Regions from separate parts of the Homo sapiens genome. Here region 1 is linked to region 2. A link is a contact called in ENCODE Hi-C or POLR2A ChIA-PET data. All regions are on one chromosome and are shown on one strand. Each heading gives the region's core, a stretch centred on a gene start or an enhancer-like site at or near the end of the contact. The rest is flanking DNA. Distances are from core to core; before and after follow the strand shown. Region 1 overlaps FRMD4A (FERM domain containing 4A). Region 2 overlaps FRMD4A (FERM domain containing 4A).

Region 1 (3,487 bases), core at 242-2,741, 34 kb after region 2:
TTGACTTTTATACATCGTCTGGGCTGTGATGCTGACTGTGATACACGTGGCTCCCCCGTCCTGCCACACTCTCAGGGCATTTAACACTGGCTTGGGCACTTATGGGTCTGAAGGAGGCTCAGGGAAAGCGCTGGCCTGGTCGTGATGGTATGGGATGTTCTGCCAAGCCAGCTATAGGTGAAGATGTTCATATGCAGAAGAGACAGAGAGAGTGTGTGTGAAGGGCGAGGTGCCTCTGGGTTAGTAATCATGTGTGAGTACAGAGCAGATAATGGAGATGGTGAAGGAGAAATCCAGAGACACAGGGAGGAGAGAAGAAATTCAAAACTCTCAGATGAGCATAGCAGTGTTCTAAGGTTTGGAAAGGAATGAATGAAGGGATGACTAAGAGACCCACAACAGGACAGGTCTCAGAGGCAAAGAGATTCCTCCCTGGTCCTCTCTAGTTACCTTCTCACATCCCCAGGGCCTTGACCATTGGATTTTTGGAAGTGAACAGCCAGGAGGCTACAGAGGGATGAGGCCCAGTGGCACAAGGAATTAGGGAGGTGGGTAATAGGGTCCATGAACAAGGAAACGGGACCATCATTTTTGGGGGTTCGGATTGCAAGTCTCGACATTTGGAAGCTGATGCATGCAAAATCCCTGCAAGTTAACAGATTTTGCTCTTTGGGGGCAGGTTATAATTAGAGAAAGCCATCATTTATTTACATCTATGTTTCCAAAAGAGGAGTGGCAATAAAACAGCTCAGAGAGATGAAATTAGGGACGCCAGACACGGAAGGGAGCTCCCAGCCTCGGGTCTTGGGGCCAGCTCCCTAGTGATGTGGTCTCTCAGAGAGATGTGATTTATGAGCCAGAGTTGTTTTTTTGTTTGTTTGTTTTGAGATGGACTCTCGCTCTGTCGCCAGGCTGGAGTGCAGTGGCACAATCTTTGTTCCCTGCAACCTCCGACTCCCAAGTTCAAGTGATTCTCCTGCCTCAGCCTCTTGAGTAGCTGGGACACCAGGCGCGCGACATCATGTCCAGCTAATTTTTTTTTGTATTTTTAGTAGAGACGGGGTTTCATCATGTTGGCCAGGATGGTCTCGATCTCCTGACCTTGTGATCTGCCCGCCATGGCCTCCCAAAGTGCTGGGATTATGAGCCAGAGTTCAATGCTGCTAATGAGCCCTGCATCAAGACATGCCCTACCCCAGACACACGAATCAGTGAACAACTAGGTCACTGTCTGGATAAGTGTCCAGACAAGACAAAATGCTCATAATCCATACAGTTCAGAAGTTGTCATCAAAAGCACTTACACAAGTCACGTATTGTAGTTTATTAGAATCAACTTGGTCTGTGCTTTTTGTTTTGCTTTTAAATAAAAGGAGTTGCAATGATTTCTGTTAGGGGATCAGAAGGAACATCAGAGAAGAGGTATTACAGTTATTAAAGGTCAGTGGCCAGGGCTTAGGAACCCAGTAGGATTTCAAAACATTATCCAGGAATGCAAGCCCTGCCCAACTGTGGCCCAAACCACAACCTGGGAGTCTTTCAAATGGCTTGAATCATTCAGAATCAGCCATTTAGGGCCGACAGATGAGCTATGGCATAATGTTACATAGTGGCTAAATCAGGAGATGTGAAACATCGAGGGAAAATAAAACAATCAATCTCCCTCTTCTGAAAGAAGAAAACCCTGTGGTTCTCCCACGTCTCAAAACCTCACACATGCTGTCATCAAATGACAGGTGTTCCAAAATGAAACTCTAGCAGCACATGAAAGGCTCTCGAAGGCGGTGAAGCTTCCAAAGTGAAATTTTAGAAGGTATTCTTTTTGAAAATTAAAAAAAAAAAGAAGAAGAAACAAAAAAGGAGAGGTCTCAGGCACAGTGCTTCACTTAAGTAAATGTAGAAAACGGGCCAGGCGTGGTAGCTCACCCCTGTAATCCCAGCACTTTGGGAGGCCGAGGCAAGCGGATCACCTGAGTGAGGTCAGGAGTTTGAGACCAGCCTGGCCAACATGGTGAAACCCGGTCTCTACTAAAAATACAAAAATTAGCCAGGTGTGGTGGTGCGTGCCTGTAATCCCAGCTACTCAGGAGGCTGAGGCAGGAGAATCGCTTGAGGCAGAAGTTGCAATGAGCTGAGATCATGCCACTGCACTCCAGCCTGGGTGACAAAGTGAGATCCGTCTCAAAAAAAAAAATTAATTAATTATTTTAAAAATAAATAAATAAATAAATAAATGCAGAAAATGGTTTCAGGAAGACACAGGGTACTTAATACAGCTGCAAGTCCAGGCTGGCACGTGGGAGCTGGTGGAGGGAGGGTACATTCAGTTGTCCTGTGTCCCCTCGCACCCCGAGAGGGACTCGCTCCTGGGGAAGACTCCAGGGGTCTTACCAGTAGGCCAGGGAAGGGTGCTCCTTCAGGGCTTGGGTGGGAAGGGCTGGCAGCTTCTTCAAGTCACTCCTCACAACTTCATTGCTGAAAGAGAGAATGCCCAGAAACGCACTCACCCTCTGAGAAAATAATCGCACTCTCTGATACCACTTGGGCCGCTGTCTTGTCTGAGAGACCCCACATCTGCTTCCCTGTTAATAAAAAGCAGTGGGGGGAAGGGGCGCTCTCTTTTTATTTCCGAAATACAGATGTAAACGAAGGCAGAACACACCAAGCCCAGTAACCGCCTTTCACCGTGCAGAAAGCAGGGCAAAACACCTTCAGATGGCCAGGGGTGTCTTCCCAAACCCTGCTCTCACTGAAGGGCACAGAGTGAACGCCCCTGAGCAGCCCTCAGCAGGAATTTGGGGAGAAGAAGTGTCCCCAGGGGTCCCCCAGGGCAGGATCTTAGAAGAAGCTCCCCAGAACCCCGCCGTTAGGCTCACAGAGCTCCGAGAATGGGCAATGGCGCCACTGTCTCCCTAAGAGCATTTGCGCTGCTAATACACAAAGCTGGTTTTCATGGCTTACGTTGACCACATGCTGGAAACTGTTTTCTGAAATATGACAAATAAATACTGATGGAGTCTCCTTTATCGGAAATGCTTGGGAGCAAAAGTGTTTCAGATTCCAGATTTTTTTCAGATGTTTGACTGTTTGCATTTATATACTTACTGGTTGAGCCCCACAAAACCTGAGCATCTGAAATCCAAAGTGCTCAAATGAGCATTTCCTTTGAGCGTCATGTCAACACTCAAAAAGTTTCTGAGTTTGGAGCATGTTGGATTTCGGATTTTCAGATTAGGGAGACTCAACCTGTAACTTTTGCTTTTGAGGAGGCTCAGAAACTACTTAGAAAGTGTGAACTGCGTTGTCTGGGCCAGGCTGAGCATCCCATATCCCAAAATCCCAAATCAGAAATGTGCCAGAATCTAAAACTTTTTGAGTGCCAACATGACGCTCAAAGGAAATGCTTATTGGAGCACTTTGGATGTTGGATTTTCAGATTTGAGGATGCTCAACCAGTTGGTATATAACACAAATATTCCAAAGCCTG
Region 2 (3,421 bases), core at 818-3,317:
ACAAAAGGGTCCCAGGAACAGAAGAGAAGGTGTGCATGTCAGAACAGTAGCCTGATCTGACTTCTCTTCACTTAGGAGGGAGGGGGTGAGCTAGGGAGCAGGAATATGAAGGCAGTAGGGACCAGGAGGGTGGAAGCAGCTGCCCCTTGCCCAGGGCCGGGGTGCAGCTTGCTGGAAAAGCATCATTTTCTTCATGGGGTCTGGGGCATTTCTGCCCATGGGCCCTTGAGGCTTAGAAGTCCTGCCTGTTAAATACCTCACTCTGAGGCTGGCAGAGCAAACACAACAATCAAATCAACAAACAGGAGATGCTCCACCTTGCCTCCCCTTTGTAAACAGGGTAAGGTGGGCTCTGACTGAGCTGGTTTCGGGGCAGCCCCGATGGTCTGCGCCACCTCAGGGGAGCCTCCCGAGCTTGCGCTGGCTCAGTGCAGCCGTCATAACCCACCACCATGTAAAGCTGCCAACACACTCTGCCTCTCCGCATAAAAACACAGCAGGCACCCATAATGATCATCAGGATGACTGGGCCGGTTCCCTTAGGGATTTGTGTAACGCCTATGGCCAATTATATCCAAGGAGCTAATTAAAAAGCTAAAATACTTAGTTCTACCAATAATCAAAGAATGTATTAATTCATACCTATTAAATCAAGGGGTTTCTAGTGCACGTCACTTAAGCATCTTTAAAAAGCCCTGCAAACATCGTTCCTTTGATCTTTTGGCATCCCTCAAGAAGATCAAGTGGGAAATTTACTTCTTGGGTGAAACAAGGCCCAGAGAAATTAAGGAAAACTGCCTAAGGCCACACAGCAAGTAAGTGAAGGAACCAGAAATAGAAGTCAAGGGCACCTGGTCCATTACTCTAACCTCTAACTATGTTGCTTTCCCCAGGAGTCCACCAATTAGTGGGAACAGCTCTTACTGACTAATGGATGGTTAACTTTACAAGTGGAATGATTTTTACAAATGAGCTACAATATGACTGTAAGTAGAAAGTAAAAAAGCAAATCTTTTTCATCCTGCACCATGGCCTGGCTTTCCTTTTATACGGTAAATGATAACAAGTATTCTTTCCTTCTATCCTTGGAGTCCTGGCTTCCTCTAGTTTTCTATACAGCAATGCTTCAATACTCAGTAGCTTTCAATACTCAATGCTTTCCATACTCCAAAGACTAAAACACAACGACAACTGTGATGAAGGACAGCCTGGGCCAGGCATGGTAGCTCACGCTTGTAATCCCAACACTTTGGGAGGCCAAGGTTGGGGGATCACTTGAGGTCAGGAGCTCGAGACCAGCCTTGTCAACATGGTGAAATCCTATCTCTACTAAAAATTAGCCAGGTGTAGTGGCACGCGCCTGTAATCCTAACTACTCCGGAGGCTGAGGCAGGAGAATCGCTTGTACCCAGGAGACGGAGGTTGCAGTGAGCCGAGATCTTACCACTGCACTCCAGCCTGGGCAACACAGTGAGACTCCATTTCAAAAAAAAAAAAAGAGCAACAACAAAAAAAACAGCCTGGATGATCTGGACTTGCGTGAAACAAAACTTAGAGGAAACCACCAAGTAGTGGCTTCCTTGAGACTATGTCTGTCCCTGTTGTTGGGACTGGCTGATACTGGATGTGGATTCTTAGTTTCTGACCTAGACTTGCCGTGACTCCCAATGCGATCACAGGTCCTCCACTTCCCTGTTCTGGGCCTCAGTATCTTCATGTATGAAAACAGGAGGTGGGAAACACTTATCCACGGAGTGCAAACAAAAGTGGGTAATAAATACTGCCTTTGAGACCTGAATGCAACAGGGTCCACTCTAAGTACTTAATGAGCAGGGACCAGTTACTGGTTTCTATTAGATGGCCTGCTGGATTCCCACATCCTGTATTTAGCTGAAGGCTGGGGCAGAGGAAGGGGCTTTGGCTCCACTGGACTTCCTCCCCAGCCAGCATTTATGGAGAGCTGGGACTGCATGTGGAGTGGTGGGCAAGCTCCCAGGACGATGTGGAAATAGACGCTTGAGAGGAAGCTCAGTCTAGTGGCTCTGATGCTTGACTAGGACTTTGGAGAACCTCGTCTTCCCCCGCTGCCCCTGAGGCTGAGTCACCAAGCTTCTTAATGATCTCCCTATGAGTAACTTCCTGTTTCATCCAGGGGGGCTATTACACAGAATCACAGCAGCCATCTGGTCCACCTCCTCCTTGCACAGATAAAGTAACCCCAGTAGAGAGAGGTTAAGGGATTGGCAGAGGTTAAATAAGTAATTGATGATGGGACCCACATCTTGTGACTTCTGGTCCTGGGCTCTTTCTAACACACCATGAAGCTCTGACAATGAACGAGAACAAAGTTGTTTCAAGCTTCTTGTTCTGAGTCTCTATATAAGAAGAATTAGACTCATGGACAGGAATAATCTCCAAGCTCAGAAGAAAACATACAAACTGAAAAACTCACTTCCTTATTTCATTTCTGCCCTTTTTACTTTCTAGAGCAGACTGGCACTTGCAAATCTTTAGACGGATTTACATTTTCAGCAAATACAAATGAGTTGTTTCACATCTAGAGGGCTGCAGGGCAAAAGAAAGGAGTCACTGAACCCGAATCAGATGGAATTTAAAATGTGAGAGCACCCAGAAAGCTCCAAACCTGTGCTCTCAGAGGACTGGATCCCATGTGCCCTGGTAAGGTTTTGCTATTGGAGCACAGCCGGTTCTAAGGGGCAACAGAAGTAGGTATATATACACATATATATAATATATATACATATATGTAATATATATACACATATATATAATATATATACATATATGTAATATATATACACATATATATAATATATATACATATATGTAATATATATACATATATAATATATACATATATGTAATATATATACATATATAATATATACATATATGTAATACACACACATATATAATATATACATATATGTAATATACATATATAATATACATATATAATATACATATATAAAATATACATATATATATATATATATATATATATATATATAAAATATACTTTTTTTTTGAGACACAGTCTCACTCTATCCTCCAGGCTGGAGTGCAGTGGCACGTTCTCAGCTCACTGCAACCTCTGCTGCCTCCCGGGTTCAAGTGATTCTCTTGTCTCAGCCTCCCAAGTAGCTGGGATTACAGGCTCCCACCAACATGCCCAGTTAATTTTTGTATTTTTAGTAGAGACGGGGTTTCATCATGTTGGCCAGGCTGGTCTCGAACTCCTGACCTCAGGTGATCCACTCGCCTTGGCTTCCTAAAGTGCTAGGATTATAGGTGTGAGCCAACATCCTGGCCCAGGTATATGTTTTTAGTGGGTTGAAATCATATGTCAGAGGTTTTTTTTTTTCTATCAGTTTTTTAGGCATTCAATATATTTTACTTT

Evidence for each region. A loop is a pair of places that touch in the nucleus more often than their neighbours do. ChIA-PET counts read pairs that join two places held with the same protein, here RNA polymerase II (POLR2A). Pooled maps may share reads with other maps.
Region 1: a loop to region 2 is called in a map of Caco-2, with 5 times the contacts of the local background. The contact joins two enhancer-like sites. A Hi-C loop is called at or near these places in 9 of 168 maps with a recorded cell type or tissue (Caco-2, GM12878, GM13976 and 6 more), 37 of 37 single-sample maps with no recorded cell type and 10 of 50 pooled maps. POLR2A ChIA-PET finds 5 or more read pairs at or near these places in 14 of 52 experiments (A673, AG04449, AG04450 and 11 more).

The regions. Positions count from the first base shown.
Region 1 is chr10:13,745,345-13,748,831 of GRCh38, forward strand. FRMD4A (FERM domain containing 4A) reads right to left here. Exons shown (of 25, transcript NM_018027.5): 9 at 2,392-2,475. Among named protein-coding and RNA genes, the nearest start is that of PRPF18, 160 kb to the left of the region's middle. Within about 2 kb of position 1,492, at least 2 of the 41 ENCODE cell types and tissues checked have a DNase peak (open chromatin) inside an H3K27ac peak, as active enhancers do; they include GM12878, where a contact is called at or near this core.
Region 2 is chr10:13,711,029-13,714,449 of GRCh38, forward strand. All of the region lies in intron 12 of FRMD4A (FERM domain containing 4A), which reads right to left. It overlaps LOC105376426 (a long non-coding RNA gene), which reads left to right. Exons shown (of 4, transcript XR_001747371.2): 2 at 894-986. Among named protein-coding and RNA genes, the nearest start is that of PRPF18, 130 kb to the left of the region's middle. RefSeq lists enhancers at 676-1,542, 1,543-2,407. Within about 2 kb of position 2,068, at least 13 of the 41 ENCODE cell types and tissues checked have a DNase peak (open chromatin) inside an H3K27ac peak, as active enhancers do; they include GM12878, where a contact is called at or near this core.